Linked DNA regions of Mus musculus: regions 2 and 3 are each linked to region 1. The links are chromatin loops, found by intact Hi-C in ENCODE. Cell type or tissue: left cerebral cortex. All regions are shown on one strand. Links, peaks and the distances in the headings refer to the core of each region. The heading gives the core; the rest is flanking DNA. Region 1 holds the start of Hacd1 (3-hydroxyacyl-CoA dehydratase 1). Region 2 overlaps Stam (signal transducing adaptor molecule (SH3 domain and ITAM motif) 1). Region 3 overlaps Cacnb2 (calcium channel, voltage-dependent, beta 2 subunit).

Region 1 (11,150 bases), core at 945-8,944:
GGTTGGTTTTGTTGTTGTTGTTGTTTTCAAGGCAGGGTTTCTCTGTATAACCCTGGCTGTCCTGGAACTCACTTTGTAGACCAGGCTGGCCTCGAACTCAGAAATCCACGTGCCTCTGCCTCCCGAGTGCTGGGATTAAAGGCGTGCACCACGATGCCCGGCGAAAACTACAGTCTCACACCATTCTCTTGTCTGGATTATTTTCTCTTTCCTGGCTTTTCTTTTTTTTTTTTAATTAGATATTTTCTTCATTTGCATTTCAAATGCCATCCCCTTTCCTAGTTTCCTCTCCAAAAATCCCATATCCCCTTCCCCCTCCTCCTGCTCCCCAATCCACCACTCCCTCTTCCTGGCCTTGGCATTCCCCTATACTGGGGCATAGAATCTTCATAGGACCAAGGGCCTCTTCTCCCATTGATGGCTGACTAGGCCATCCTCTGCTACATATACAGATAGAGCCACAAGTTCCACCATGTGTTTTCTTTGATAGGTGGTTTAGTCCCAGGGAGCTCTGGGGATACTGGTTAGTTCATATTGTTGTTCCTCCTATGGGGCTGCAAAACCCTTTAGCTCCTTGGGTCCTTTCTCTAGCTCCTTCTCTGGGGACCCTGTACTCAGTCCAGTAGATGACTGTGAGCATCCACTTCTGTATTTGCCAGGCACAGGAGACAGCCATGTCAGGGTCCTGTCAGCAAAAATTTGCTGGCATATGCAATAGTGTCTGGGTTTGGTGGTTGTTTATGGGATGGATCCCTGGGTGGGGCAGTCTCTGGATAGTCCTTCCTTCTGTATCAGCTCTGAACTTTGTCTCTGTAACTCCTTCCATGGGTATTTTGTTCCCTTTTCTAAGGATTGAAGTATCCACACTTTGATATTCCTTCTTCTTGAGTTTCATGTGTTTTGCAAATTGTATCTTGGGTATTCTGAGCTTCTGGAAAAATATCCACTTATCAGTGATTGCATATCATGTGTGTTCTTTTGTGACTGGGTTACCTCTCTCAGGATGATATCATCCAAATCCATTCATTTGCTGAGTAGTACTCCATTGTGTAAATGTATATTTTCTGTATCTTCCTCTGTTGAGGGACATCTGGGTTCTTTCCAGAGTCTGGCTGTTATAAATAAGGCTTCTATGAACATAGTGGAGTATGTGTCCTTATTACAATTTGGAACATCTTCTGGGTATATGCCCAGGAGAGGTATTGCTGGATCTTCTGGTAGTACTATGTTCAATTTTCTGAGGAACTGCCAGACTGATTTCCAGAGTGGTTGTACCAGCTTGCAATCCCACCCTTTCCTGGCTTTTGAAAAGTGGTTTAACTAAGGTTTATAACACCCAAATTTGTAAATAGCCTCTTTATAACCAATAATAGTTTATAATAAGTATACTCTTCCCCAGTTTATAGCTCAACTTTGGACTTTCCCTCTTTCCTGTAACAGTGAGTCTAACTCCTACTAACTGCCACAGGCTGGTTAAGTGGATATCCCGCATCTGCCGGCTAGTCTGGGTTGGGAGCCAGTCCGTGCTTGGGTCTGCAGCTGACAGATTATGAAGGATCTTTGAAAAGAAGACGCTCCAAGGAGTCTGTTCCTTAAAGCAATTCGCATGCAACGATTTCTTAGAAAGTTTTAAAGGCAATTCAGTGTTTAACACCGAAATGTGCAGATGCTCGCTGTAGGGAGGATTACAGGAGGAAAAGCCTCTCCATTCTCCAGTTCCCTGGACTTGGTCTGCTTATCTGAACATCACACTAAAGTAAGATTTAAAATATTCCTTCTAATGTTATATTCAGTTGCACACGCTGACTGTTTATTCTAGCATGTGAATATTTTCATGATCAATTTTGTTATGTACAAAATAATTCTTTAGATTGAAGTTCTTATAACACACTATCTAGAGAGCAGAAGGCTTTTAATTAAAAAGTTTTGGTTTTCAACTCTCAGGCTATCAATCTCCGTAATCACGCCCATAGTGAAGGAGGCTTTAGATTCTGTGTAGGCCTTAAGGGGCCTTCTTGACATCCATAAAAGGAAAGAGATTATTAAATCAACTCCGTGGCAGGAAAGGTGTTATGTAACTAACACATCTTATTACTCCAAAATACAGAATATATTTTAAATTTATTCATAAGATTATTTTCCCTATCCACTCTAAAATACTGCTCATGGACTGGAGAGATGGCTCAGTGGTTAAGAGCACTGGCTGCTCTTCTAGAGGTCCTGAGTTCAAGTCCCAGCAACCACATGGCGGCTTATGACTATCTATGAAGGGATCTTCTGGCATGACTCCTACACTTAAAAAAAAAAAAGGAAAACAACAAATAAATAAACTTAAAAAATAAATAAAAACCCAAATTTATAAAATACTGCTCATGAGGATATACCCTCATTTCCCCTCATCCATATTAGCTATTTACAACTAGTACACAATAAATTATTCATTTTCAAAGAGATAGCTTAGTAAATCTGTTGTTACATATTCCTAAGTATTTAATATTTTTCCAAAATGTTACATTTTGCACTTTGTATAAACCATCATTATTGTGAAAATGAGGTACAATCTTGGGCCCAGTTCTGTGGTTTGCACTAATCTCAGCCAAATGGCTAAGAAGTGACTTAAAAGGAGTGCTTGGAAGGGAGATGATTTATTGACCATGGAACAAACCCCACCTCTGCCATTACATTGGGATTAATGACAACACTAATTTGTAAATATACACTTTATATATAATTTAATATATAAATATGTAGTATATTTATATATTTAATATATTTAATTTATACATATTTTAACTTGGTGTGAAAACAGAAATCACAACAGCCTCTGTTTAGTTTTGGTCTTTCTTCCCCACAGACATTAATAACTTCAAGCAATGCTGTTACTGCTAATTTTTTTCCTTTCTAATTTCATAGAAAATAATCATACATTACATATGTTGTTTGGCCTCTTTAGCTCAGCAAAACCTTTATGAGATTCATTTTTGTTGACTGGCTGGCTGCTCATCTTCTTATTCTGCTGAGTAATATCGTACTAAACGAGTACACTACCATTTGTCTACTCATACATGTGTTAATGGACATGTGGGTTATTTTTAGTTTAGGGCTACTATGACTAAACTGTTATGAATACCCGTGTCTAATTCATTGTGTGGGCATATGTTTTTGTTTACCTTGGTTAAATACAAAGGAGGAAATTGCTCAGCCATATGACAACTAAACGTGTTGATCTTTTAAATAAATTGATAAATTGTTTTCCAAAGCAGTGTTCTCTTTAGCCCCGTGAAGAAGGCCAGTTGCTACACACCCTTGCCAGCCCTTTGAAATGTTAGCCACTTTAATTCAAAATTTCCCTACTCCTAGTGAAGCCAGCAGCTACGAGCGTGGCACTGATGAGTTCTTCCTTCCCGTGTGCTCTACATTCTCTTATTTGCTAAAAACAGACAAACAAAAGCAGACTCCTTTATTGAATTAAACATACTTTATTTTACTTGTGTGTGGTGTGTCTTTCTGTGTGTATGCCGTGTGTGGGTTCCCGAGGAGGCCAGGAAAGTGGATTAGATACTCAGGAACTGGAGTTTCAGGGCTGTGAAACCACTGACCCGGGTCCTAGGAGCCAAACTCGGGTCCTCTGGAAGAGCAGCAGGCACTTTAAACTGCTGAGCTCTCTTCCTAGCCCCTGTCCTATCGAATTATAAAGACTCATCATATACTCTTGTTACTTGAATGTATGGTGAATATTCACTTTTAAAATTGTTTTTGGAATAGATTTTTACATTTTAATGTAAAATTTTAAGTCTTCTTTCCTTTCCTCTTTCCTTCCCTCCTTCCTTCCTTTCTTTATGATAGTTGTACCTAAGAAGTCTTTGCCTTTTTTCCTAACATCAGAGATTCTGTTTTCTTCTTGTTTCATATGCTTGCTTCTGTGTTTAATTCTATGATCACCTTGAAGTTAGCACATAGCCATGATGTAAGATTCATTTTTTCTGTGGTTGTCCAGTTGCTCCACTCATTGAAAAGATTAAAATTCCCACACTGAATTGCTTCAGGTTATGGTGTATTTGAACTCTGCAGTCACATTGGTCCACAATTCCCTTCTGCTTACTATTCTAGGTTGACCATTGTAGTTTCATAGTGAGGTTTATAATAAATAGGCTATGCACATGCTCCTAGTTCTTCCTATACATGTTCATGGATCTGTAGGTTTTAGCTTTTCAAATAAAACCTGCTGGCATCTGGAGAGAACTGACATTGTAACATTTTGAGATTTAGAGGCCTGTTGTGTCATATGGCAGTGATTTAATGTTCAGTGTACAGGGCCGGCACCTGCTTTAGTAAATTTATCCCTAGTACACTTTCCACTTGGAAGGTTTTACTTAACCCCACTTCCCCTGACATTTCTGAAACTGGACGGGTAATCCTCCCATTTCACATCCACAACAATGTGCACACCCAGGGGAGTTCATGGACAAACCTATAGTCATTTCTCCCCTCTGACAGTGTTGCCCTTTGCAAAATGTCTTTCTCTCATTATAAGCAAGATGCCTGAAAAGTACTAATATGCATACTTCAGTTGACAAACAGTATCAAGTCAGTACTTGATTTTGATGGATCATTTCCTTAACCCTATCTCTCTATGAGGTTTACCATTTTATTTTCTTTTGCAGAAATGTAGGCATACACAAACTTCTAAATTCCCAGACTGGTGGAGTCAGGAATTTGGGGGTTGAATTTCAGTAAACTGACTCTAGGCTGCTTGCTTAGCCACACTCTATAAAGGGAAAGGAAAGGGGGCTATTACCAGAATGGTTCTTGAGAAGAAGAGAGAAAAAGGGGAGATTAAATGTGGAGAGCCATTGGGCACTTCTTCCCAGCAGGACAGGAAACTTGTTAACACCATGGCTGGATTTCCTGTCAGTATCCTAACACCTATCCCTCTTTGCCTACGTCCTTTCTCCCAGCTTCCTTTAGAACAGATCTCTAGAACCCATGACATCCGTCTGACCCAGTAATGAAAGGCATGGGGCAAGGCTAGGCCGGAGTTGCTTCTCCAGAAACTCGGGAGAGCGAGCATTTGGTAGGGAGACCCTGCTCTCGGGGCAAAACCCCTGCCACCTCGGGTGCACTCGCTCTATCTGGACAAGGCTCTCCAGCGGGGCACCCACTGCCAGGGCGCACGTCGCTCGCGTCTCTCTAGGAAGAGGTCGCAGCCAGTGCGGACAGCTCTCCCGCGGGAGCGCGCCGCGTGACACTGCCTGGAAGCCATGACCCCGGCTGGCCCACCCCGGGGCTAGGGCCCTGAGCGCGCGCTCCCGAGAGGCGGCGCCGGGGCGGGGCGCGCGGCCGGGGGCGCGCTCCTCCCCCTCGCGGGAGGCCGGGCAGGCGGCGCCGACCCCCCGCGCGTCGCACATGGAGCGCTGGACCGAGGCGGCGGCCGCGGGCAGCGGCACTTCAGTGGCGCGCTCAGCCGGCCCCTCCCGCTCCTGTGCGCTGCTCCTCCGGGTCCGCGTGCGCGGTCACCATGGCGTCCAGTGAGGAGGACGGCACCAACGGCGCCTCCGAGGCCAGCGACGAGAAGGAAGCCGCCGGCAAGCGGAGACGCCTAGGCTTACTGGCCACCGCCTGGCTCACCTTCTACAATATCGCCATGACGGCCGGGTACGTGCGCGCGAAGGTCCTTCCACGCTCCGCAAGCACCAGTGCGGTCCCTCAGCGATCCGGGCTCGGGGACGCGGGGAGCGCGCTCTCGCGGGGCTGCTGGGGGTCGAGGGCGCGCGCACGGGGATGGAACGGAAGCGCACGGGGGAACTGTCAGGGGTCTAGGCGGAGGCGCGCGACGGTGGCGGGGGCTTTTGGAGCGAGAGCGCGCGTGTCGGCCAACTGGGGGTCGCGGCCCCGTAGGCGCACATGGAGCGGGACAGCGCGTGTGCCCGGCCACTTGCGATCGGAGCACTCTGGGAGAGTGGCCGGGGCGCAGAGAGCAAGAGCGCGCGTGCTGGGCCCTAGGTGGTCGCGGCGCGGCGGGGGCGCGCGGCGCAGTGGGGGAGGGGCGTAGCGGGGTTGAATGGAGCGGGGCGGGGCGGGGCGGCCAGCCGCCGCTCGCTGGGCATTGCCTAATACGGTGCACGGTGTGGCGCGGCGGCACGGGGCGCGGGCCGGAGGTTAAGTATAGACCCGGGCAGGAATGTGGGGCCGACCCACGGGGCAGGCGACTGCGGCTCGGCCGCCTCCGCCTGCTGTTGAAGAAACGGCCCGGTCTATTCACCCGAGCCGGGAGCTGTCCGCTGGCTGTGGGCACCGGACCCTGGCCGTGTGGTTCCTGGTGCTGTGGATTGCTGGGCAGTGTCTTCACCTACTGTTTTTTCTTCACCTACTGTTTTTGTTTTAAGCATGGCACTTAGAAATGCCCACTTGGGACTTTGTTTGAAACATCTGGAACAGGGCAGATAATCAGCATCTTTCTGGCCTTGTCCTTTCCAGATTACCGACTACCCACCCTACTCCCCATCTCTGGCCTCCCCCCAGACCTAGTGTGAGTAGGAAGTTAGGATCAAAGGGCTATCAAATGACTTATGGGTCTACTGTGACCGAAACCCATTATGAAAATGTCCTTTGCTGTCTTGCCTTTAGAAAGAGTTACTTTCTCAATATCTTCTCACGTTTTAAGTTAGAGGATTGTGAAGAAACCTTTAGTATTTAAAAGTCTCTGAAGCTTATAGAAAAAATGTGAACGTGTAAAAAAATGTGATTCTATTTAACAAATGTTCCTGTCGATCATCTAGTATATATTATACTACTGAACATCAAATATAATTAGTTCGTAGATATGTATTTATTGGGGGTTACTGTGTGCCAGGGACTGTGCTGGTTCCTTTGGCTGTCTTCTAATTTTTAGTTTTCTGCAATCCTGTGAGGGGTACAGAATAATATTTTAGAGTGAGGTATGGAGAGACCCCCAAGTCACTGGCTGGAGATCACAACCAGAAAGTGTCAGGCATGGATTTCCTCTGAGACTCACTCCAGAGTTGTGCAACCTCATCTTCTTGCTGCCCTGAATTCCAGACCTTTGAAAGTTCAGAAAAGCAAACAGCCTTAGAACAACTGGCAGATGGTTCAATGCCCACCATACTCTGTTGCCTCAAAATGCAGCAGGGTCTGGGAGCGGCCGGTTTCCTCTGAGACTTGCTCACCAAGTGAGTAAACGTTTTTGGAATACTCACCTTATGTTAGTTGATTGGCTGGCCCTTCCCTGTCCAGTCTGCTTTCCATTTTTAAGACCACGTTATTGTTTCAAAAATGAAAACTTGCTGCACAATCCCAGTTTAAGATCTTGATTGAGAAAGTTAAAATAATCCCCGGGTGGCCGGCTCCCATCCTAAGGAACTTGGGATGTGCTCATCGACAACCATTTTCACAGATTCCCGTACTACCCAGTTTACCTTTCCAGTGTTCTTGCCTTTGAAACCCCCTGACTCTGTTTTTCAGGATGCGTTTTACAGTTCTCTTTGTCTTTGCTGTTCCCTCTTTCTGTGATGTCATCCTTTTCTTGTGGCTGCAGCAGTACCTTTGAACTTTTCTAGGCTCCCCTGCCTAGAGGGGCTTTGTGTCCTCACACTTTAGTCCTGCTGTGCCCTCCTTTCTGCAAGCCAGTGCTTATTCTAAGTGTGTCTGTCTTTTTACTGAGAGGGACCACTGTTTATCAAGGCAGATTACCCAGTAGTTCTATGAGCCCCCATAGATAAGCTTTCATATTTTCTTATTTACCCTTCAGGTTTATGCCCAGGCACCTTCTGTGATGTACTAGCACACCCTGACTCTTTGATTTTTTTCCGTCCCACTTGTTGTCACTCAACCATACCATGATTGTACTAATTCTTCATTGTAAGTTCCAGGAAGTAATAAATACTTATTGAATGAATGAATGAGTGAATGGGTGATGAATATCTTATAGAACATTGGTGATGAATGTCTGTTGTATAAGGCCCTGTTTCCGCTTGATACTCAATTACGACATTCTAATTTTCAAATTATACTTTTTATTGTTATGTAAGACTGTATAGAAGAAATGTACAATTATTGATTAAGTCAGGCCCTATGGACATTTTAAAGTTCCCTTACCCTGACCCTTGGAATAATTAGTGGCTTTCGGCAAATCCAGAGTGGAGGCACCTTTAAAGGATGGAGAGATTTGTATTATATAAATATATAAGTTTATATATATATATATATATATACATATATATGTATATATGGCTTACTCATAATGGGTTCTTGACTATAGTAGTGAGCATCTGTGCTTTGCTTGCCAACGAACGCTTCTGACCCTATAGATGCTAATGCATTTTCTCAGGTCATGTGGGTAATGTAAGAGCTGTAAGACATATATCCCAGGCTCATCCCTGAAGAAGGACAACCTGGACATTTACACGTAGACACCAACTGCAATAAAGACAGAATAGAATGAGTGCATACAAAACAGGAGCCAGAGGACTGAGAGGACAGGGAGACTGAGAGAAACTTCTGTGAAGGAGATGAAAGCATTTGAATCGATCTTTGAAGGCTAAGCTGGGTTTGCCAGACACGGTTGAGGAGACAGCCTGTGTTAGTATAGAGACGGGAGGCTGGGAGACATCAGTTAGTCAGCACCAATGGGCCCAAAGCACAGACAGATGGTGGCTCGGCCCATCCATGGGAAGGCCACAGGTGTCTTGCTGATGTGTGGATTTTATTTTTTAAACACTGAGAGACTGTTGATGGCAGGTTCTGTAGTGGAGTAAAGTTGATAAGTAGTTTGGCCTCTGAGCCTTAGTTTTCCCACCTGCAGAGCTGGAACAACACAACCACTTTGCTAGATTATAACAAGGGGTAAAGAGGCGATAGACGTGAAGTTCTTAGCAGAGGTGTTTGATGGGCAGATGCAGGAGCTGATGCAGAGGCCCAAGAGGGGTGAGGCTTAGTAGTTTGCTCCTCATACTTCAAGAGAAAGTATCCTATCCATAGTGGTTAATCTGAAATTACACTTGGGAGACACTAAGATTTATACTCTTATACTGAATGTACCTTGATAGAACAATAAGTCAAATTTCGTTTCCCAAAATGTTAAGTAATAGCCATACCGTCTAGATAACATTTGCTTGCTGTGGATGGTAGATTGAGTGAATGAATATACCACAATTGCTTTATTCCTTTACCTGATGATGGGTATTTCTAGTCTGGGACTATAATATATTTAACATTCATGTGTGGACTTATGCTTTCATTTTTCTTGGATAAATGTTTAAAAGTAGTGGCTCTGTCATAGAGTAGTCACATGTCCAGTGTCTCAAGCCGCTGAGCTCTTTTCCCAAAGTGTAATGCCATTTTCCCTTATCATTAGCAATAAATGAGACAGTTCCTGCATGTCATTGCCAACTATTGGTATGGCCAATGATCACTGTTTATCATTGAGTAAAGTTAGGACAGGAACTAGAATAGGGCAGGAACTTGGAGGCAGGAGCTGATACAGGGGTCATGGAGGAGTGCTGCTTACTGGCTTGTTCCCCATGGCTTGCTCAGGCTGCTTTCTTCCAGAACCCAGGACCATCAGCCCCGATGACCCTACCTACAAGCCCTCCCCATAAATCACAGCCCCTCCTTCATCAATTACTAATTAAGAAAATGCAATGTAGATTTGCTTACAGCCTGATCTTATAGGAGCATTTTCTCAGGTGAGGTTCCCATCTCTTAAATGACTCTAGCCCCGTGTCAAGTTGACATAAAACTATCCACTACACCTAGTAAGTATATTGTATATTCTCTTTGTGAATTTAATTTTCATTTTCATGACCAATGATACTGGATATGTTTTCATGGGCTTGCTTGTTGGCAAACTTGTATGTCTTCTTGGGCTTAATGTCTGTTCAAATCTTTTGCCAATTATTTGGCTTTGATGAGTTGTTTGGTTTCCTAATATTAACTTTTAAGAATTCTTTTTTTTTTCCTTTTTAAATATTTTTAATTAGGTATTTTCCTCATTTACATTTCCAATGCTATCCCAAAAGTCCCCCATACTCCCCCCACCCCCCACTCCTCTACCCACCCACTCCCACTTCTTGGCCCTGGCGTTCCCCTGTACTGAGGCATATAAAGTTTGCATGACCAATGGGCCTCTCTTTCCACTGATGGCCTACTAGGCCATCTTTTGATACATATGCAGCTAGAGACAAGAGCTCCAGGGTACTGGTTAGTTCATAATGTTGTTCCACATATAGGGTTGCAGATCCCTTTAGCTCCCTGGCTACTTTCTCTAGCTTCTCCATTGGGGGCCCTGTGATCCATCCAATAGCTGACTGTGAGCATCCACTTATGTGTTTGCTAGGCCCTGGCATAGTCTCATAAGAGACAGCTATATCAGGGTCCTTTCAGCAAAATCTTGCTAGTGTATGCAATGGTGTCAGCGTTTGGAGGCTGATTATGGGATGGATCCCTGGATATGGCAGTCTCTAGATGGTCCATCCTTTTGTCTCAGCTCCAAACTTTGTCTCTGTAACTCCTTCCATGGGTGTTTTGTTCCCAATTCTAAGAAGGGGCTAAGTGTCCACACTTTGGTCTTCGTTCTTCTTGAGTTTCATGTGTTTCTTAAATTGTATCTTGGGTATTCTAAGTTTCTGGGCTAATATCCACTTATCAGTGAGTACATATCATTTGAGTTCCTTTGTGATTGGGTTACCTCACTCAGGATGATGCCCTCCAGGTCCAACTTAATTAGCCCTTTGCCAGGTATGTGATTTGCAAATACTGTTTCCCGGTTCCAGCTGTCTTTCATCTCCTAACAGTGGCTCTCAGAAAGCAGGTACTCCTAATCCTAACTCAGAACCTTCTCTGCACCTTTCAGTTTAACTCTTTATGGGCATGGGTGCCTATTTTCAGTCAGTCAAAGCACTCATGTGTTGATTACAAAAGGAAGTAGCAATTTAATCTTGGAAATGCACTGAAGAGTTGATAATGGATAGTACATGAAAGTATAGTGTGTGCAATTGAAAGCCATCTCTCCTGTAGCCCTAATTGTTAACCTAAAGAGGATACAAAGAAAATATTCCAAATTAGGGTGACAATTTTCGACTGATTGAAATGGTGGGTCCAGGCAGTGAGCAGAGATAGCTACTAACACCACA
Region 2 (11,150 bases), core at 2,134-10,133, 77 kb before region 1:
GTACATTCACATGCATTTTACAAAAATATATTTTCTTTAATATTCCAAAAACTCTCAAGCACATTCAACACCCTGACCTTTACAGAACCGACCTGGGAAGCAGAGACAGCCGACGACTGCAGATAGTACTGCTGACTCTGTAATTTTGCATACATAGAGTACATTGGGTCTTCATTCATTAACTTCGTATACAGTGAGAGAGCTTCCATCACCTTCACGTTTAGTTCTGACAGTTCTGAATGTTTTCTGAAAGGTTACACATAATTCAACGTAATCATTTACTTGTTAAGTGATACATTGCTCTAAACTATGAATCATCAAAATAACGAAAGTGATCAGCAGATGTGACAGGAAGGCCTTCTGCTTGGCCCCGAGGCAACAGAAACTGTTTCAGGTAAAGATCCCATGCTGGAGCCCTTGACTTTACTTGAAAGCTATCTAGATCTCCTCATTTATCAACAGCCGGCCAGCCTGTGGGCTCTGGTAATGCTGCCTGGTGAGCACAACTGTGTAGAAAAAAGAGGAAGACAGTGAAGGCCTATGGGAAGCCAGCTTTTCAAGAAAGGGCAAATGAGCCCAAATCCTCACTCAGAGCAAGGTAAAAACAATGCATAAAGAATGGTTCTATGAAGTACTGTCTGTGTATGTTGTATGTGTAACAGATGCGTGCAAATGTAGAGGCCTGAGACACTTTAGTGTCTTTTCTCTGTGGCTCTCTACCTTTAGTTTTAAGACAGAATGAAGCTGAAGCTCATCCAGTCACTTTGGCTGGCCGGGCAGTGGACCTCAGGGATCTACCAGCACCATACTCTTCCTTCTCCCTAGCCACAGCACTGTGCTGGGTTTATAGGCACGCCCCACCACATGTGGGCTTTAAGGATCCAAACTTAGTTAGGCCCTTGCAGTTGTGATGCAAGCTCTTTACCATCTGAGCCATCTCTGCAGTCTGGACTATCTTTTTAAAGGAAGAAAGAAAGATACACAATTTAAATATAGTTGAAGGTCTTTTACCTATCAATATCTTCCAGCTTTTCATCAATGAGAGGTCCCATCTGGTGACACATTGCTAAGATGACAAGAAAGTAAACTTTTGAAAAATATTCATATAATTAGAAACATGAAAAGTTTAATGTGAAGTAATGAAGTTATTAATTATCCTTCATCAATAGAACCTAAAATAGATTTTTTAAAAATATAATAGTGACAATTTAAAATACTGACTTCAAAACGTTTTTTCCATCGTACAAGATTAAGATGTTGAATTTGTATAGCAAGGTTTGTGATTTCAACTTCTACTCAAGATTCAAATAGCACACGAAGGTTTTTGTGTGTGTGTGGGGGGGGGGGGGTGTTTGTTTGTTTGTTTGGTTGGTTTTTGGTTTTTCGAGACAGGGTTTCTCTGTGTAGCCCTGGCTGTCATGGAACTCACTTTGTAGACCAGGCTGGCCTCAAACTCAGAAATCTGCCTGCCTCTGCCTCCCGAGTGCTGGGATTAAAGGCCTGTGCCACCACAGCCCGGCCGTAATGTTTCCTTTCTAAGATTACTTTCAAAGCCCATCCTGGAGCAGTAGAACAAGAAAGACCTCATTTATTCTTTGCTTGTAAGGTAGACAGAAAATGAGGTTACCTTCAAGATGAAGCAGCTCTGGCAAGTCTGGCTGATTATCACTAGGATCTGTACTTTGCAACATCTGTAACAACTGGTCCATTTTATCCTACAGAAATTAAATAGTTCATGTCAAAAGCAACCAATCTCTATGAAACATTATGTTCTCATTTTGATAACTCAATCATGGATAGAAGATTTTTAGAATTCATAGTTAGGATGGTTAGTTTTCCATTTATGTTTTTAGCATCTTATGTATACCTTTTAGCACTATGAGAAATCTGACCCTTGCACGCTAACCTTAGGTATTTTTCAAAATGTCCAAACAAATCAGAACAGGATCATCCATTTAAACTTACAGGGCATAATCTCCACAATCTCTCATATCATGTTCGAGAATTTCACTTGGTTTTAGAGCAGCTGCAGTTTAGCCACACACCAGCTGGAACGTCCCTCTTAAGACAGCCTGCTGTGACTAACAGCTCAGTCATTACTTCTCTCTGGCAGAGATTATGACAGCTGTTCCACCCAGAGCCCAGGCCATCCACAGCTGTTCTTCTAAGTGGGGCTCTAAGGACTGATTCTGTTCTCTTCCATCAACATTTCAGTTTGTCATTAAAAGAAAGAAACTTCTACTTTATTCCTTTTTGTGGGAAATGATAGATCATATCCACTTACTTCAGTCCATTTCAAAATCCTTTAATACTCAGGATGGAAGGAACTAAAAAAGGCAGTTACAAAACATACCCACATAGTATACAAGATGGAGATTTTCATTTACCAAATTCTATGAAAATTATTACAAACTTCTCACACATATTTTCTATGCAGTACATAGGTACAATAAAAACTAAAAATTCAAGGTTATATCAAAGAATGTTTAAGAGATGAATTAATTGTTAGATTGACTGGAAGCAGAGGAAAGGTCCTGTCAAGGCAAATTAACTCTGTATTTTAAAATGGATATTCTTTCAGGTAAAAGATTCATGCTCATTTTAAGACATTTAAAAAGACAGCAGAAGTGTTTGTCTCCTGTTAATATAACACGGTTTCTATATGGGCCGCAGCTGAGTACTCATTCAAGCAGAATGCTCTGTAGGTCTTAGCACTCTTCATGCTCTTGTTTCTCTCACACAGAAAGGAGCACCACCACCATTTAAGCCAGGCTGAAGATGTGCCTCACCAGAAGGTCACTTGCCTGCCATGTACTAGACTCTGGGTTTTATCTCCAGGACCACAAAACAAACTATTGTTTCTTAAATCAGTAATTCCAAATTGATTTTCTCCTTAATCTCATTATAGCCTATATAATTTTATCTAAATGTACGTTCAAGTCTTCTAGAAGACATCTTTGCGATAAAATGTGTATAGGCTAGCAATATTCTTATGTGTTTTAAACTCATCTGTATGCATTAATGATTTCTACTAGTATATAAATGGGCTAAAGTAACAAAGCTCAAATTTAAGACGAAGTGAGTCAGGAATCATGGTTATTCATATTCCTATTTTATGATAGTATAGATGAAACTGACAGGAAATCTTGTTTACATATTTCAAGCTCTTAGTCTTATCATTAAACATTACTTTTAGGGGCTGAAGAGATGAATTTTAATTGGTATCATAAAGAGTTTTATAATGAGGATTTTTGTTTGTTTTCTTTTTAACATTTAGTTTAATTTTCTTAGCTTAGATATTCAGGAATGGAACTTCCAAATTAAAGGATCTAGGTGTTTTTCATGTTAATAACTACTGTGAAATTGTTGAGAACAATTCAGTAGTTGAGAACACCACAGCTCTTCCAGAGGATACCCAGCACTCATATGGCAGCTTGCAACTACCTGTTCTTCCAATTCAGGGAAAACTAATGCCCTTTCTAGCCTCTGTAGGTACCAGGCATGCAAGAGGTACCCACACATAAATCCAGGCAAAATACCCATACATGTGATGTGCAGTAAAATAAAATTTAAAAATTTAAAAGTTATATTTAATAATCTACTAGGGGGCAATTCACGGTGCTCACTGTTGTTGTTGTTGTTGTTATTATTATTATTGCAAAATGTATGAAGCCATTTGAATTGTGCTACCTAGTCATTACCACCATCAATATTTGGAACTACCCCTAGAAATCAATGCACTTCAATAAGGCTCAGTATGGGCACTGGATGAGGCTTTTATCTGTATAATGGAGAAAGAAATTGTAAAAGAGAAGAGAAAAAATGGAAAATGATGACAGGAAGTGTTCTAACACACACCAACTTCAGGAATTATTACAAGAAATGAAGTCCTGAAAAGAGTGTTATACACTGGTCTATACCAGGCGCCAGAAATTAAGCAGAGGACTACCCAATCTCTTTGGTTACTTAAGCACAAAGGCAGCTAGAAAAATATATAAACGAATGTAGTGGTACTTCAAATTTGGCCTGCTGGGAACAGTATCCTGTATGGCTTGCTAATTCCATCATTTAATACTTTACTGTAAAGTAAATTTTAGTGGATTAATATTTTGTTTTACCAATTCAATACAATATTGATACTGCTATTCAAAACAACACTATTAATAGGTGTGAATATAATTTAATAGCTATTGAGTACATGGAAAAACATGCATTTTCACAGAGCACCAATAAAACTATAAAATCTCCCATCTGCTCAACAATTTCACAGTAGTTATTAACATGAAAAACACCTAGATCCTTTAATTTGGAAGTTCCATTCCTGGATATCTAAGCTAAGAAAATTAAACTAAACGTTAAAAAGAAAACAAACAAAAATCCTCATTATAAAACTCTTTATGATAGCAATTAAAATTAGAAACTGCCTAGGTGCCTAATACTTAAATGGAGCAATATAAATCCAATCTATAACATACTAGACAGGAATTCATATTCATTCTTATTATCACTTGTTCCTCTCTGTATAGCACTAGAGATCAGTTCAGAGTCTGACACATGCTACACAAATATTCAACTACTGAGCTATATCCTCAACTGTTACCAGAATAAAAATTAAGTAAGTTTAAGTAAGGTAGAAACGAAGTCAGAGAAGCTGTAACAAAGATATATGCTTTGTCTATATTGCCAACATTCTCAGAACAAGAAAACAAGCAATCCGGCTTCCATACAAAGTTCCCGTTACTATTAAGGAAATCACTCACCTCATCAATAAAGGCTGGTTCTGGTTCTGGTTCTATTGTCTCTATCTGAACATCATCATTGAACTGTACCGTCTTCTTCTCTGTTTTAACTGAAAAAAATACATAAAAATTAAATTTTCGTCAATATAGATCTAAAAGTTTAAGTCCTTAATAGAGAATATGGACTTTAGAGACTCTATATAAGGAATAACTGAGCTGCAGACAGCATAGACAACAGCGAACAGTACTTGATAAAGCTGAATAATTCTCTCTTGCAAAACTCTGTTTTCTATAAGAGATCTTACTAAAACTAAGTTATGTTTCTGAAATTAAAAATCACCTACTTCAGAATTAAAAGTTTAATACTGGCATATATAAGTAAGTTCTATAATTTAAAGCAACTGTTTCTAAATGACCTCAGCAGAAACCTGCACTGGCCAGCACATGAGCTTGACTCTCTAGGTTCATTTACGTACAGGTGAAACATTACAGTGAGGTTCAGCGAACTGGCCATATGCACATATTTTTCTTGCTCACCAATCTTTGAAGACCACTTAATGTTAACTAAAAATGTAAGGCTGTTTCCTATGGCAACCTCCAAGTAACACAAAAAACACAGACAAGTTCTCGAGAAGGATTATCTTGTTTGGATTTTTGGTTCTTGTATCAATTATACATAAAAATTAGGAATAAAGATGAAAATGGAGATGTCACAGTAGGAGAACTATGGACAGAAATAATATTCATTACACACCTTAATGTTCTCGATGAAATAGTAAATTTGCTTGATGAATTTCCAAAACAATCCTAAAAAGTATGCCTATTTTAAGAAAGTAGTTAGAAAGATTAAAATCTCTTGCACAAAAGAAAGCTAACAATTGGAGTGGCTGGATCTGAAAGTCAACTGCTCTTGTCTTTTAGCCCTACTACTGGAATCTGGCTTGTGGCTACTGTCTCGTTAACTGCAAAGGTAAGGAACACATTCATTACATTCAAGTCACCGTAAAGTAAAATTCTACAGACCAAAAAATAAATACATAAAATAAAATAAAGGTTTGGCTGATTCATTTCCCCATGGGGAAAAGCAGACATCTGCGACAGACATTCTGCTTGCCATCCTGCACTATTAACAAGTAGAAAACTGGGACATCTCTGCATTCACTGCTATTACCCAAAAGAAAACACATGGCAGACTTCACAGAACTTATAAGACACAAGTTTGCAGCCCCCTTTCTCATAGGAACTGATACTAAATGTGTATGATGTACTATTCACACATATATAGTGGCATATTTTCTCAATATCTGTCTCTAAAATCACATAAGTGAGGCATATGTGTGCATGTGACAGGTCAAGTAAGACTGGCTTCTGTTTCCTGTAAAAGAGTGATGCTACACACATTCTGCTAGCACATTCTCCAAAGCTGAGGATGAGGACTGATTATATAAGTTCTGATCTTCCTGTTTCTTGTACAGTGTCCAGAGTGAAACATATAAAAATCACAAGACTTATAGTAAAGCAGCAGAGTTGGATGAAAGAGAAAGACTTAAATAGCTACATATCAGACATATGATCTTGGCTCTCATCTTGAAAAGAAGCCCAAAGAAGTTCTAAGCTTGCCAACAGCTGACACTGAAAAGAGCCCAAAATACAAAAAGAAAAAAACCTCTAGCAGACCAGATTATTAAAAAACATGACACATTACGCATGGTAATTCAAATATGTCTATATAGGCTTTTAAATCTATTTTTAAAAGACTATGCATACATGTCGGTGTGTGTCAGTGTGTGTGCATACATGTCCGTGTGTGTGTCAGTGTATGTGCATGCACTTACAGGGACCCTAGAAGGGCAAAGGCAATAGATCCCCAGACTTACAGGTAGCCATTAACCATTCAATGTGGGCATGGGAAACAAACTTGGGTCGTCTGGAAGAACAGCATATGTTCTTACCCACAGATGCAACTCTCCAGTCTCCAAGTTTATGCAATTTTTAGTTTCAATGACTTTTTAGTTTTACCAATGGAGAACTGAATTAAAAAGATGGGTATCAAAATTCTTAGCCAGACAGTGGTGACACACACCTTTAAAATCCCAGCACTTAGGAGGCAGAGGCAGGCGGATTTCTGAGTTAGAGGTCAGCCTGGTCTACAGAGTGAGTTACAGGACAGCAAAGGCTACACAGAGAAAAAGATGGGTATCAGGATCTACCTCTACAAAAGTGAAATAGGACAACTTGGTAGCAATGAGAAAGGACCATTTTAAAGGTCCACAATTTCAGACTTGCTAGTAAAGGCTCTTCTTCACTGTTAACATGCATGTCCACGCCATATATTCTAAGAAGATGTATACAGTATATATTGTGGTTAAGATTCAGTACCAGGTGCAAAACAGCTACAACAAAGATTCTTCCTTAAATTTTTTGTCAACTAAAGAGGAATAACAGACCTTGTGGCATTTAACTAATTTTGAATCTTTCTACCTATTTTACAGAAAGAAAAAGTGAGAGATCCTGGCAGATGAGCACAGATTAGGAATTTATATATAAAAGTTCTTTTAAGATCCTGAACCTTTCAGTCACTAACCGAAGTCTTTCCACACTTCCCGTTTGTCAAATGATTCTTAATATGAAGATTTATCACAGCACAACTATGTACAGACTCTAGAGACAGGACACAGCACTATTAAAGGGCCCTGGCAATGTTATCTCCTACTTACATTACAGCTGCCAGTACTACTTCTCTACGATCACATTTGTTTTGTTTTCAATTTAGCAAGGTTTGAAATCAAACACAAAAGTCTTTATGTGACTGATTATATAAGATTTTACCTAGTTTCTGCAAATCTGACAGAGTGTGGCCATAAAGTGGTTTACGGGCTGTACTGAAAAGTCTAAGACTGGACAGCAGAAACACTCAGGAAACAGAGTCTGTAATGCTGCACTGCATTTGCCACGCTTTCTCGGGGATGAGAAAAGAATTCACAGTACAAGACTGCTTCGTGTATTTGTGCCTTTTATGGCACCTATTCAGAAGGAGAGAGAACAAATTCTGGCAGACGTAGATTATTTCTAGTAAGGATCTTTATTTGACTTTTAGAAACAAAGTGTGATTGCGTAGCTCTGAGTAGCCATCACTTGGCTGTGTAGCACCACTCCTTCATATCCTGGAACTGCAGGAGTGTTGGGATTACAAGCACGCACCATAATGTGCACCTTGGAATTTCATTGTTAAAAAAACCTAGAGGCAAAACACTTAAGTCATTTCCCTATAAAGTTGAGCTTACTCAACTTTCATCAAGATTATGGATAATCTACCATCTACCAACAGACTGAAAAGTACTTACTCATTTCTGGTTCAGCAGTAAGATCTGCAGTTACAAAATTAGAAGGAAAAAGCCCCACGCCTTGATGGGTTTCACCTTTCCACCAGTTGGGATCACTGTGACAAACAGGAAAAGAGTGTTTCATCATTAAGAAGGGCTTATTCTGTAGTCCTAGCATTTATCCTGCACTATCACCGCAATCCAGTAAAGGAGAGAGCAGTCTCTTCTCGCAAACAGCGAGTGAGGAGCTCCTGCGGCACCCACCATCCGTTAGTGAGGTTCTAAGGCAAACAGGAAGTGAGCCTCACCCACAGAAGCTTTTATAGCTGCAGTTCTTTCCCTCACAAGGTCAGTAAATCTTCGGAGAAGCAATAAAAAGCTAGGAACAGTGTAACGATTATAATCCGCCATGCTTTCCTGGTACTATTATGGTCTCGCATGGATTCCTAACAATACAGCAGAGTTTCGAATGTGGATTTTAGTTGTCTGTCTTTTGTTGCTGTTCTCATAAATAAGAACCTAAAAAATGTTTCAGTTTGTCAAATCACACGTGTAATGTTTATATGTAAACCTTCATATGCCAATCCCTACTGAGCTCCTGACTGTAGGCAGTTTCCCTGCCATGGGTTTTATTTTCTCAGAATCAAATACTCTATTTCAGCCGTTAATGCCATGGGCCTTATACACTTCTCCTTTCCAGCTTTGACACTGGTTATCAGAGCAAATCAAACAGGGTATTATTTATTTTCAATGAGAAATGTTTAATATTGTTTATTTCCTTCAGAATGTTAGAAGAAGTGCAGATCTGATGCATTATCTTTCAAAAGTAAACAAAGCTTGCATCATTCTCAACTTCAAAACCACAAAAAACAGAACAAACAAAAACTATGGACTCTTTTCCCCAAAAGAGGCCCTTAGGCGTACTGCCTTGAGTGTCAGGAGTCACCTGGGCTTCTATGTAAGAGATCTCTCACGCTACCCATAGCATATAACTTGAAACAAAACTGTCCCCGTGCCTTCCGTGGAAAAAGTCAGCAAGTGTTTAATCAACACTTTTCCAAAGAATTAATGACCACATTGCAATGCTAGCTAACGAGCCCAAGTTTTACATCAGTTTGTCTGCTTTATGAAAATATTAATGGTCTGAATGTCTATCTTCCTAAAATCCACGTGCTGAAATCTTGTCAGTGTCAGAAGGGGGAGTTTGGAAGGTGACTAATTCATGAAGGCAGAACTTTCTTCAATGGAACTGGTGACCTTATAAGAGTCCTGATCTCTTCTTTGCTCCTGCTGCTACATGTGAAAGCATGGTAAGAACACAGCTGTGTCTCAACCAGAAAGAGCCCTCACCATTTTCCAAATCTGCCAGAGCTTGGAGTTTTCAATCTCAGAATGTGGATAAGTAAATTTGGGCTATTTAAAAAGACTACAGCAATAAAATTTAAAGTCTTTTATAAAAATAACCTTTATCAATCCAAATTCATTTTTAAAAAGCAGTTACAAATTCTAATGCTTTATGATTCACTTTACATACAAAATCATGTGGGTAAACTCTAAAAACACTGATATTGCGTAGTTCTCCCATGATACCATAAGCAAAAAATTATTATGTTTTATATGGATATATGGTTCTGTATGGATACTATCAAGAGATCATGAACTTCTTCAAATAAACCCACCATATCTTCTAAAACTTTAATCTTTTAAACAATTTAACAATTTAAATTATTGGATGGAGCAAAACAAAACAGGTTTCTAAAACAAATAAAAATTATTTAAGTAACATAAATTAGGGGGAAATTATACTACAAAATGAGTCTGTATAGTTTGAGGCAGCAAGTTAACCATCATCTAAAACATGTTGTCAATATTTTGACTATGTTTGGGAATGACATTCAGTAAGATATTAAAGCAAGGTTATTAGGGATATACTTTTACGAGAGTGTTCAATGTGTAACTAACTGTTACCTGTCATCAAGGACTGTAATGATTTCTCCAGCTTTAAAGGTAAGCTCATTATCCTCAGCGGCTTCAAAATCGTACACGGCGCGGACTTTCCTGCCTTCGTGCTGGTGGTTAGTGAGGAGGTTAGATGTGCTGGGGTACAGCGTGGACACGGGGGCTGACTGCTGCCTTTGCTCCTTCAGGGACAACTCAATAGCTGCAAACAGTGAGAGTTTAAAGACCACCAATGTTAATACAGCCAATAATACACTGGAAGTATTATTTTCCAATAGTATAACAGGCATACCCTCATATAATAACAAACCATTAGCAGTTATATACATTCACTCATTACTGAAAAAAATAAAAAGAACTTTTAAAAAATGTATGTCATTTTAACTGAAAAGGTACAATTAAAGTTGCTCTAGGTGACAGAACAGAAAGACTCCATTAAAAATGAAGCGGCCCTACTTTATCTGAAGACAATTCTTTTTTCTGTAAACGCTCAGTCAGGACCTGTCTTCTTCGTTCCCATTCCAGAATTCGCAAACTCACTCACCTTTGGCTAAATCTTCTTCTTCCTTTTTGGTAGCCACAGTCCCAGGGTCCTTGGCTACGAGAGCTGGGCTTGCTTTTGCTTGTTCTGCAGCCTAACACACAGAGAAAAGGTGTGAAGGTCATTCTCCCTGCATGCATCTCTAACCTAAAATCTCACAAGAGCCCTCATTCCTCTGTTACAGAGTGCTCAAGAAGAAAAGACACCCAATCTGGAAGGCTTTCCACTTCAAAGGAGCATCAGAACACCTGCACTTCTCCAGATTAATACAGACAATAAACTAAAAATATCATGCAAGACAGGAAAAAAAAAAAAAAACAAAAATAGTTATTTTATAACTTTAGAAAAATTCCAGAACCAAAAGAGAAAATCAGAGAATTAGTTTAAAAACAGCTTTGGAAAGTTTTAATACAAATTGTTGTATTTTACTGTTTCCTTTCAGATCAAAAGGCAGAAAGTAATACATATGTGCTAATATTTATAAATAACAATATAGTATTAAAACCATATTTTATAAACTAAAATACAACTACCTTTGGCAGTGTGTTAATGCTTAAGATTAATTATATTGTAAGCAAAACAATGTGC
Region 3 (11,150 bases), core at 1,531-9,530, 650 kb before region 1:
AGGTATCACCCACACACCGTCAAAAGTTCATTCCTACACACTGCCTGTAGGCATCCCTAAGGTACTACATTCCATTATCATCAGCATCTGAGTTGAAAACAACCTCTCACACAACCTGGAACCCAGAATCCTAAGTGATTCTCATCCAGGAAAAAGTCGTGGTGTCCCTAATGGAGACTTTTGGGAAGAACCAAACTTTTTCATGTTTTAATAACTGTTGTGTCTCTTGGTTTAGGGTTCTTTCAACCCCCAAAGCCAGCCAACATCTTCTTTTCTTCTCTGCAGCTGCTTCTGCTGACATCTCCTGTTACTCAGACTCAGCCTCCCTCTTCAACATGGAAGAACTGTAGTGATTACATTGTACCTGACTAGACAATATACAACCATTTATTTTTTCTAGCTGAAGACTCTTAATCATCCCTGCATGTTATTTGTTTGTCATCAAGGTAATGTAAAATAGCATGTCCAGGGACTAAGACAAAGACATCTTTAGAAGCTACTACCACAGTGCTCCATGCCTTCTCTAAGATTGTGTGCCCACCAATCCATGAGACAATAAATGCATCCATGAGACTGCTGAGAAATTTGAAATATACTGAAATCAAAATACACAGGGAGGAAAACGCTGATGTGCACTTTGCAGAGTGTGTACAATGGTTTTCTATAAGTAACCATGTCAAGTATTGGAAATTGTGTTGTTTAGGGCACCTATAGTCCCTGGCACATGGGCATTTGGAAATAAGTAAAATGACCCTCATATTACTTTTGAAATGACTTCTGTTCATAGGTAAAATTTTGCTGTCTAAAATTATGGTTAAATTCAACGGTGATATTCCCTAAGACTCTAACAAATAAACCACACTTCTGTGACTCCAAAATATGGTAGTTTGAATGAAAATGGCTGCATAGGCTCATATATTTGGAGGCTTGGTCATTAGAGAGTGGTGATATTTGATAGGTATTAGAAGGTGTGGCCTTTTGGAGAAAGTGTGTCACTGTGGGAGTGGGCTTTGAGGTTTCAGATTCTCAAGCCAGGCCCAGTGTCTGCCTGTCTGTCTGTCTGTCTCTCTTCTTGCTACTTGCTGTTACAGATGTAGAATGCTCAGCTCCTTCTCCAGAACTGTGTCTGCCTTCATGCTGCCATGTTTCTCACCATGATATCAATGGGCTAAACCTCTGAACCTATAAGCAAGCCTTAATTAAATGCTCTCCTTTATAAGAGCTGCTGTGGTCATGGTGTCTCCTCACAGCAATAGAAACCCTAAGGCAAAAATGAACTCTCTCTCTCTCTCTCTCTCTCAGTCCTGGAATGCCTTATGAGGATGGAACAGGACCATCGTAAAGGTCACTGCAACAAGTACTTCAGGAACTGTACGAAGACACAAGAGGGCAGAAACAAGTGGTTTTCTTGACCGAGAGCTTTAAACAGGTAGCAACTTCCACCCATCACCATGGAATTACTTAAGTCTCCCTATTGATTCAACACTGTCATCGGTGTAACTTGGTTCCTCAAATGATGAAACAGAGTCTAAGGTGCAATGACATGTAAAGGACACACTCTTCACAAGTGATAGAGTTAGGGTTCAGCTCAAAGTCCCAGGGTATCCAAGCACAGGGATATTTATCCACAGATCCCCAACACAAGTCTGGTGAGTTGTCACCAGTGTGTTATCTATGGGCGTTTTCCTATAAGAAGAGGAGTTGGTCATTATACAGGCTACCCACACTATTTGATTCAGGTAGCAAAGAATCTTATCAACCATGTGTTTTACTTTTCAACTTGATTAAATATTTTACCAGGAATGTCAAGTGTCTACGTTCCTGTGGGCATATAGAGATTTTGCGTATTTAGTTTGGTATATTCCAAAAATAGAATCTTTACATACAAAAAAAAAAAAAAGCCCTGTCACTCTTAAGATGTAGTATAATGTTTGATGTTTACTGAAAACACATAATGCATTAATGGCAAAATTTGAAAGTATCAAAAAATTTAATTCACATACATCCTCAAAGTTCTTTTTGCATAATTTTTATGTATTTTATCACCTTTACTTACCTGTACTTATACATATAATTAAGCCCAGCTTATTGCATTTGCCTTATGGTTCATATAAACTCTTTATATGATATGCTAATTCTTTATATTTCTACATCAAGTTATTCATGACAGTTGTTTCCATTTGACTTGTTTGTTGAGGCATAATATTTTAAAATAGTTATCACCTTCTACCTTTTCACTGTTTTTTTTCTACATGTGTGTTGCATGGTGTGTGTGTGTGTGTGTGTGTGTGTGCACGCGCACAATTCAGAGTTGGTTCTGGGGGTTGAACTCTAGTTGCACAGTAAATACTAAGCAAGTTTATCTGCTGAGCCATCATGCTGGCTTTAACGATTCCTGTAGAAGCTGTCTAACCTTTCTACTATCCTTATAAAGAAGCATTCTTCCTATGGTTTGTTGACTGTCCAATGCTGTTTTCAAGTCATGCTATCTTTAACTCTTTAATTAGTTTTGACACAAAATATGGATCTAATTTTAAGTTACTTAATTAATTATACCACTATAATTTTATACTGCCTGTTGAAGAACTAATGTTCTATTGTTTCATTATTTACACTATTACATTTTACATACAGTGAAGGCCAAATGAGATTTCAATTTTATAAAAGGGAATTCCTTGTTTATGTATTTATTCTAAAATGAACCTGTTTCATTTATTATTACATACATGAGAGTATTTTAATTTAATGAATGTTAAATATGAGGGTTGAATGTTGATATTCTCCAATATATTTAAATATAGTTTGTTCCTGAATATTCTATTCATTGTTATTTCAATATTAATACAAAGACCCATCTTCTTGCTTGGCATGTTTCTGTTTCAAATATAACATAATTCCGAAGCTCATTTTAGTCAACACTACTATTTTTACAAACTTTTCAAAGTAACTTCCTTGGCTCTTCTTGGAGAGACAGCTCAGGGGTTAAGAGCATTTTCTGTTCTTCCAGAGGACCTACAGTCTATTCTCAGCGACCATATCACCAGCTCCAGGGCTCCAATACCCTCTTCTGGACTCAAAGAACATTGGTACTAATGCATGCACATTCTCACGGATATACATATGCACACATAATTTAAAAAATTTAAAACCCAAATCCTTTTAAATGTGCTATAAAAGAAAATTTACTAGAATTTGATATAAATTAAAATGATCAAAAGAACATGTATGTTCCCAGGTTAACTTTAAAACTGAATTAGCTATAGAAATGTACAGTATAGTTAGGGGGACAAATTCCCCTTTGGTTTTTAACTTTAATTATACAAGTTAGTGTGTACATTTTATCTAAAATAATAGTAGAGAGGTGGAACAAGAGGGATGGGAAGAGGTGGGGAGGGAATTGGAAAGAGAGGAGAAGTGAGAACACTCTAGGGGGGATGATTAACCAATGGGAAAGGTGTCTGAAATGCCACGTGGAGGCCAACTATCTTACAACCCAATCAAAATATATAATAAGAGGAGATAGCAGAACACGTGTGGTATGGAAGAAGGGGTATATTTGGTAGTGAAGGTTTAAGCAGAGATGGAGGGAAGGGGCAGAGGAATGAGGAAGGAGCAATTTAACCAACACTGAGGATTTATGAAAAAGCCTTATGGAAGCATACTAGTTTAAAAAATAACAACAAAATGCTCTTTAAAATCTATTTAAAAGATTTGATTTTCAATTGCATGTACGTATATGTGTTTGTGTACGGTTATGGCACTTGAGTGCACGTATCTACAGAAGTCAGAAGCTAGTACTGGATCACCTAGAGCTGGAGTTAGAGTCAGTTGAAAGCCATCTGGTGAGTGTTCTGGGAACTGATCTAGGGTTCTTTCGAAGATCACCCCGAACACTCTGAAGCATTTCTCCAACTCCACCAGTTTTAGAATGAAGTTTGAATGGAGGTACTCTGCATGGGTGAACAGTGCAAGACGTGAGTTATCAAATGATAATTATGGGCTAGTTCCCTGTAGGTTATCAGACAAAGAAGCACACAAGGCCTGCAAAAGCAACACCTGCATATCACTGCTCTTTTTTGTCTACCATAAGTAGAGAGTACTGGAGACACTACACACTTTGACTGCAGGAAATAAAAAATCAGTCTTGAGCATATTAGGAAGATAATTTCCTTTTGGCTGGCTAGCGTTCACAGGGATAGGAGGTACCATGTAGGCTGCCAAGGAAAAACACATCAATTGTCTTTTCCAGGAGTAGACCCTGCAAGCTACAATCTTGACCTACCATGGAGGATACATGCACTGGTACAATAATGGGATGGCTGTTTGGAGGTAATTAGCATCTTTTAAAATAATTTATGTGTATTAGTGTTTTTGCCTGCATGGGTATATGTATACCATGTACCTGAAAGTGCCAGTGACCTGAAAGTAAAAGAGGGCACTGTAGCCCTTGGAACTGGAGTGACAGCTGGTTGTGTTCCTCCATGTGTGCCTTAGTTAGGATTTCATTGCTGTGAAGAGACACTGTGACCATGGGTGTTATAAAGGACAACATTTAATTGGAGCTGACTTACAGTTTCAGAGGTTCAGTCCATTATTATCATGATGCCACTCATGGCAGTGTGCAGGCATACATGGTGCTGGGGAAGGAGCTGAGAGTTCTACATCTTGATCTGAAGGCCTCTAGGAGAAAACTATCACTATCTTTTAGGCAGCTAGGAAAAGGGTTTCTCAAAGCCCACCTCTACAGTGACTCCAACAAGGCCACACCTCCTAACAGTACTACTCTGAATGGGTGAGTAGTATATTCAAGCATATTGAACCACAACAATGTGGGTGCTGGGAACAGAACCAAGGTCTTCTGCAAGGTATCAAGTGCTCTTAAACGCTGAGTCATCTCTCAAACATCACTTTCTGACCAGATCTGAGCCTTGTTCCACGGACAAGAATTCAATCTGAGGCTGTACACTTAGGTCTTTATTTGTTGTGATTTTGGTGGGTTTTTTTTTTTTTTTTTTTTTATTGGTTTGGTTTCTGGATATAAGGAGAGAGGAAGACAGCGACCAAAAATGACTTGTAGTCTAATGGTTTCTATAACCAGATTGAGGAGAGAAGTACCTTTTGCTGTGAGACAGACACAGAAGGAAGCATGTTTGGAAGAGGTACAGTCACAGTTCAGTTTGAGATGTGTAAAATCTGAAGTGTCTAAGAAAATCTAGAGATATGCTAGGAGTTGATCCCGTATGAAAGCCTGTAATGATCCATCTGCTTTTTCTCTTTTTGCCCTAACTTTCCCAGGACAGACATATTTCTAAAATCTAAAACTGGGCAGGACCCCTTCAGAGTGCCTTACACCACATGGCTCTTCAGGGAACCTTAGGCCTCTATCCACATAAGACTTTAATCAAAAGCTGGGCTATGTTCTACATACAACAACAACAACAAAAAAAAACCCAACTTAGCTATTTGAGTCACTGTGAAGTGTTTGAAACACATTATTTGGATTGTAGACTAATACTGTCCAAGAGACAGTCAAATAGAAGCAAAGGAAATGTCAGGGAGAATGTGTTTGAAGACCTTTTTCGAATTTCAATAAAAATACAGTGTGTGCTGTGTTCCTTCAAAGCACAAACTATTTCCATCCTCCCAGTCATTCAACCTTTTATGAAAATATTATGAAATATGAAGTATGAGGCATTTAGCCTCTCCCATTCATTAATTTCCAACATTCTTTTCATAAGAGGTTACACAAAAGCCATATGAGCTGGGCATGATAGTTTATGCATGCCTGGAATCCCAACATTGAGGAGGCAGACACAGGAGAAACATTTCACATTCAAAGGCAGCCTGTGGAACACCACGAGGTCCAGGCCAACCGAGGCTAAAGACTCAGGCACCATTTTTTTTAAAAGTCCAAACCATCCCCCACTAACTTCCTCACTAAGTGTGAATATATTGTTGCAGCTGTTGTAGCAGTTAGCTAAAATACAAGAGGAATATGCATGGCTGCCATCTTACGTACATTCTGGAAAGGATTCCAGGTCTCACACGCTGTATACTGTTATTGGAGACAGACGAAAAGGTCAAGATTTGGGAATAGGTGAGTGTAAAATTTAAATTTTTCTAGAAGAACTAAGATGGAAGATTCATGTGATTTTTTAGAACACTTTCTTCTTTTCAACCTAGAGTAAATTTTTTAGAACATTGTCTAGATAGGATGGTAATTATATTCACCACTCATACTCAAGGGCTCTGTCTTTTCTATGGTTTAAAACCAAGTTCTTTGTTAGTCATATTGTTGCCACTAGGTGGCAGGCTTTGCTAAAGAATATTGCAGCCATTTTCAGGAGGTTTTTTTTTTTTTTTTTTTTTTTTTGAGTCAATGCCTAATCAAAGCATTTAGATTACAGCTGCCACCAAATCTTAAAATATTTCCCAAGAGGTCACATTACCTCTGTAATTAAAAAGTAAACTCACAATTTCACAAGCATAGATTTTAGATAGAATCTAAGTGGGTCTCTTTCATATTTAGGCATCCATAGACCAAACGAAGTAGAGTTTTTGGTGGTATAAGCACTGATAGCAGGCAGGCTCAGGCTTAGGTCTGTGCCATCTCTTCCCTTAGTCCTTTTCTACTCTGTTCTGCAGGGGGCTGTTACCATTATCTGAATCAAGCTCTCTGGCACATATTAAAGCATTCATGCAGAAATTTGAAATCCCTACAATTTTATGTTAGTTCACTAATGAGACAGCATTTAAGTATAATCATTTTAAGTGACCCTTTAAAACATCTCCAAATGACCCATTGATCAGTGAGGCACAGCATAGGCCATTATTCTTCTCAGCCACCCACCATAACTAGACAGGAAGAGCGTATTGCTGAAAACACCACACAATTTTGTTGCAGGACATAGAGAAATCAGTCGTAAACTAATGAGGAAACTTTCCCTGCTGGCTAACTTTCATACTGTTGCTAGATGCTATCTAAGCTACTGGGGGAGAAAAGACATAAATGGCCATATCCAGCATTGGAGCCTGTATACTTCAGTCCCAAATGTCCAGGTAAGTTGTGCCCATTGGTGCATCATAGCTTGATGGTTATGGGGGTAACCATTAAACTTTTGTTTGTATTTTAGAACTCTTCCACAGGAGGGAATTCGTGTACCTCTAAGGAAGATACTGTAAGGCTGGTGAAAAGCCCATGGCTGGGGATGCCATTGGCCCTAGTGGGTAGCCTCCTGATGTTGTTTCACTAAATGACCACACTTTCAAACTACCTCCTCGGTACTTATGCTCAAATCCATAAATCTGTAGACCTGTCCTTTTTCCCCCCCAACACTGGTCCAAAAAGCTTCTTTTCCCAGTGGGTAGTGAATGATACAGAAATTCACGATTTGTCAAAGCACTGAGTAATGTGTGTTCACCTGTGCATGACTCATCTATATCAATCTCCTAGTTGCACCCTTGGGGAATATCATGGAAGAGCAGGAGAAAAAGACTTTTAAGACCTAGAGATTTGAGGGAACTGTTGCAAAGCAATGTCTCTTGGGCATGATGGAGCCATTGCACAGATGGCTATGGCTGTCATTACAGACATGTAGGATATCAAGGTCATCAAATATTCAGCACTGGCCAGGGAGGAGAGTTATAAGAATCCCAGATGAGAAGGTACTGACAGTTGAAGTAGGTTGAGGAAAAGAAGTCACTGTTCTTTGAGGATGTGGTCTGTAGCAGTTTGCGCATGGTCCAGTGGATGGTCTTACACGTATTGTATATGGCCAATGCTAATAAGATTCAGTGGGGAGTGGGGAGTAAGTATAAGAATAAGAATAACACTGGACATGAAAAGAAAGACACAGGATGATGTGGTCAATGGGTCCTGGGAGGAGTTGGAGTGGTGTAGTAGGAGATGGATAAGATCAAAATACTTTGTATATATGCATGTGAAATTTTAAAAATATTATTAAAAATAAATAAAATGGTTCTTTAAGAAAGTGTAGCCATCGGGCTCTGAAAGTGAACCTACTATCATTACTCTGCTTAGATGGAAACAGTATCAGATTATCCTCTATATTAGTATCTCTTTGTCTAAATCTCATTAGAGAATATTCTTTGTCCAGTGAACAATGTTAATGCAGAAATTCACAACTAGTTAAAGTGTAGAGAATCTGTGTCTTTGGAGTGCTCAGAAAAAAAAATCACACCTCTTTCTAAGGCTTAGGAACTATTTTGGAAGAGGCCAGAAAAATTGTAAGAGTTAGAGGTTACAGAAGACTGGAGCGAACCAGTGTCTTCAGAACATGATAAGACCATTGACTCATGACCTGACAGCAGCTGTGCTTGCCTATAGAAGACTTGTACAAGATGAAGCAAATCAACATCCTAGCATGGAGTAGGAAGAGGTTCATGAGCCCATGCCCTAACTGAGGAATAATGGACATTTATGGCTTCTGGAGCATAGCAGAAGAGTCAGTTTCCCCCAAAGATATAGCTCCTGATAGGTTAACTATGATTAAGTGGATGGCCCTATACCCAGAAATTTATTGGCAGCAAAACTTGGAGTCAATAAATTATAAAAACACAAAAGAAGGACACATAGTTGGAGGGGTAGAGAAGTGAGGGTGGGTCTGGGAGGTGATAGGGGAAGGAATCGAGGGATATATATTATCAACATGCGTTGTATGAAATGATTTAAAACAAATCTTATAGTATTGGGAATTTTTGTTTTTTGTCTTTGTTTGGTTCATATGAAATGGAAACTATATTAGAAAACTGTGGAAGCATCATTAATCACACAAGGAGAAAAATGAAGTAGCTATATAGGTTTGTCATAAGAAAATAAGACCTGAGGACCCACAGCAAAGTAGACCCTAAGACTCTGGTTTTCTACATTGTATTTGAAGTGCAATTTTATGACATCTTGGATTAGGAGCTATCAGAATCTGGCTTTGTTAAGTGATGGTTAGATTAGAATTGGAAGGAATTCATGAAATGGTGCCAAGAATCTGCAAATCCAGACTCTAATCATGGTTTGGATTCTAGCATATGATATGCCAATTGTGAACTTGTGTCTAGGGTGGATATGGAAGCCATAGAATGTCAAATGCAATGAGGAGACTTGTTTCAGAAAATAGCCTTATATTTTACATCCTAGAATCAGTGTACAGTTGGCCCTCTTTCTAATTGGAAGATTTCTAGAGGTCTAGATGAGTTGAGTTCAAACTAGGAGATTCTGCCAGCTACAAAGAAAGTGGTGACAAGCATGGAGCTAAAGGAACCTTCAGCATCTTTTAGCCATGAAAGTCTCTGTGGATCAAGGCCAGACTTTGTTGCATAGCATAAGATGGCCTTCCCTGCTAACCTTTGACCATCATCACTGATTAGAATTCCACTGTGCCTTCAGACACATCACAGTACTGTAAAACCCCAGCACAAACACTTCAGTAGTGTTTGCTTGGTCCTCAGTACAATTCCATTATGATATTGTGGAATCTCCAAGAGGTAAGGTCTAGAGAGACATCCTAAGTGGCATGTACTTTCCTGGTGGTGGTGGTGGGGATTTCACTTCCTTCCTCTTTTCTCTTTTTCTTCCAGACCATGAGGTGAGAAGTTCTGTTTTGCTATGCATTTCTTACAGATAAATTATCTCAGCTCAGGACCAAAAGCTATGAGGCAACAAATCAGATTAAAACCTCCAAGACTGTGAGTCAAAAGAAACCTGTTGACTTTGTAATGTGATTGCCTCTCAGATATATGATACAGTAACAGAAATTTGATTAACATGGGTATACCACTCCGCCATGGGTCCAACCTCCTTTCTGAGCATCATTTGGCTCCTCAATTCCCATCCTTGCTCTCTACAACCTACATAACTCTTTCAAGGCAAAGACTTCATTCAGGTAAGTCTACCTGTGCTCATTTCTAGGAAACAGTGATATGAATGGGTGCTATATGATGAAATCATAAGGCAATAGAAAAAATCTTTCTCCCACTATCCTGAAAGCCAAAGTTCCACATCAAAGAATCATCAGAGCCATGGTCTCTCTGAAGCACCAGAGAAGGATCTAGCTCATGCCTTTTTAAGCTCTTGGGTTTTTTGTTTGTTTGTTTGTTTGGTTGGTTGTTTTTTTTTTTTTTTCAGTAGTCTCTAAAGTCCCTGGGCTACAAGATCTATTAACCCACTGTCCTTTCCATCCCAACATGCCCACTTCTTTGTATCTATGTCACTATTTTCCTTTCTGATAAAGGCATCAGTCATACTGGACAGGGCTCACCTTGATCAAGCACAATCTCTTCTTGTTTTTTTGAGACAGGGTTTCTCTGTGTAGCCCTGGTTGTCCTGGAACTCACTTTGTAGGCCAGGCTGGTCTCAAACTCAGAAACCCACCTAACTCTGCCTCCCGAGTGTTGGGGTTAAAGGTGTGTATCACCACCGCCTGGCCCACAATCTCTTCTTAATTTAATTTCATCTGCAAAACTCTTTCTCCAAAAGGTCACACTCACATCTATGTTCTATAAGAAGTAAGGAATACACAATTCAACCTATAACACTATCTTGACTCTTTCTACTTCTTGCTCCAGACCCTATCCCAGTTCTCCAGCACTAGCTGTTCCCTTTTTGTGTGCTGCCTCTGTCAGCAGATCAATAATAGTGCTGATCATATGCATCTCTGAGCCTGTGGATGAATACAACTTGTAGTTTTACTGTACAATTAACCAATTTCCCAGCATTTCCCTAGACATGAGCTAGAATGTCTGATGACAATAATTCCCCTGTTGTGGATAGCCCTGGTGTTGCTTGTATTTTGATGCTAATGCTGCTTTCCCACGAGGGGTTGCAGACAAGGAGTGAATCATGTACACAGGTGAACCTGTGAACCTTCTCCCCACAGGTAACCACAGGTAGTCATAGGTAGCTATGAATGTTTATAAGGAATGGATAATTATAGAACAATTTGCCTTACCCAGGTGGGCATTTTATATCAATATCAATTGGCTCAGAGTAAATTGTGTGGATTTTTTTGTGGGGTGAGATTTTATCGATAAATAAATCTGACTGACTGAAACTATAAGCTTCTAGAGTTTTGATTCACTGGGTTAAGGGGATTTGTGACAATTAGCTACAGGGGGTAGATGGCTGAGGGAGGCTGTGA

Evidence for each region. Peaks named below come from ENCODE experiments on the same cell type or tissue, not always from the same donor. Only the 100,000 strongest peaks of a DNase experiment are listed, where the experiment ranks them.
Region 2: it touches region 1 in a loop (2.3-fold over the local background); 15 of 42 quality-filtered maps call a loop at or near these places.
Region 3: it touches region 1 in a loop (5-fold over the local background); 17 of 42 quality-filtered maps call a loop at or near these places.

What each region holds. Positions count from the first base shown.
Region 1 is chr2:14,050,236-14,061,385 of GRCm38, reverse strand. It overlaps Hacd1 (3-hydroxyacyl-CoA dehydratase 1), which reads left to right and starts at 5,351. Exons shown (of 7, transcript NM_013935.3): 1 at 5,351-5,655. The coding sequence starts at 5,519. In left cerebral cortex, for the core only: no CTCF peak of the experiment used is centred there; DNase peaks (open chromatin) are centred at 4,992, 5,264 and 5,617; H3K4me3 peaks cover 2,247 bases; H3K27ac peaks cover 1,542 bases.
Region 2 is chr2:14,128,052-14,139,201 of GRCm38, reverse strand. Stam (signal transducing adaptor molecule (SH3 domain and ITAM motif) 1) reads right to left here. Exons shown (of 14, transcript NM_011484.3): 6 at 10,566-10,656; 7 at 10,031-10,223; 8 at 8,084-8,178; 9 at 4,761-4,849; 10 at 1,628-1,715; 11 at 1,012-1,066; 12 at 93-246. Among named protein-coding and RNA genes, the nearest start is that of Tmem236, 41 kb to the left of the region's middle. In left cerebral cortex, for the core only: no CTCF peak of the experiment used is centred there; DNase peaks (open chromatin) are centred at 5,909 and 6,240.
Region 3 is chr2:14,698,589-14,709,738 of GRCm38, reverse strand. All of the region lies in intron 2 of Cacnb2 (calcium channel, voltage-dependent, beta 2 subunit), which reads right to left. Among named protein-coding and RNA genes, the nearest start is that of Gm13269, 63 kb to the left of the region's middle. In left cerebral cortex, for the core only: a CTCF peak has its summit at 6,292 (motif pointing right); a DNase peak (open chromatin) is centred at 6,303.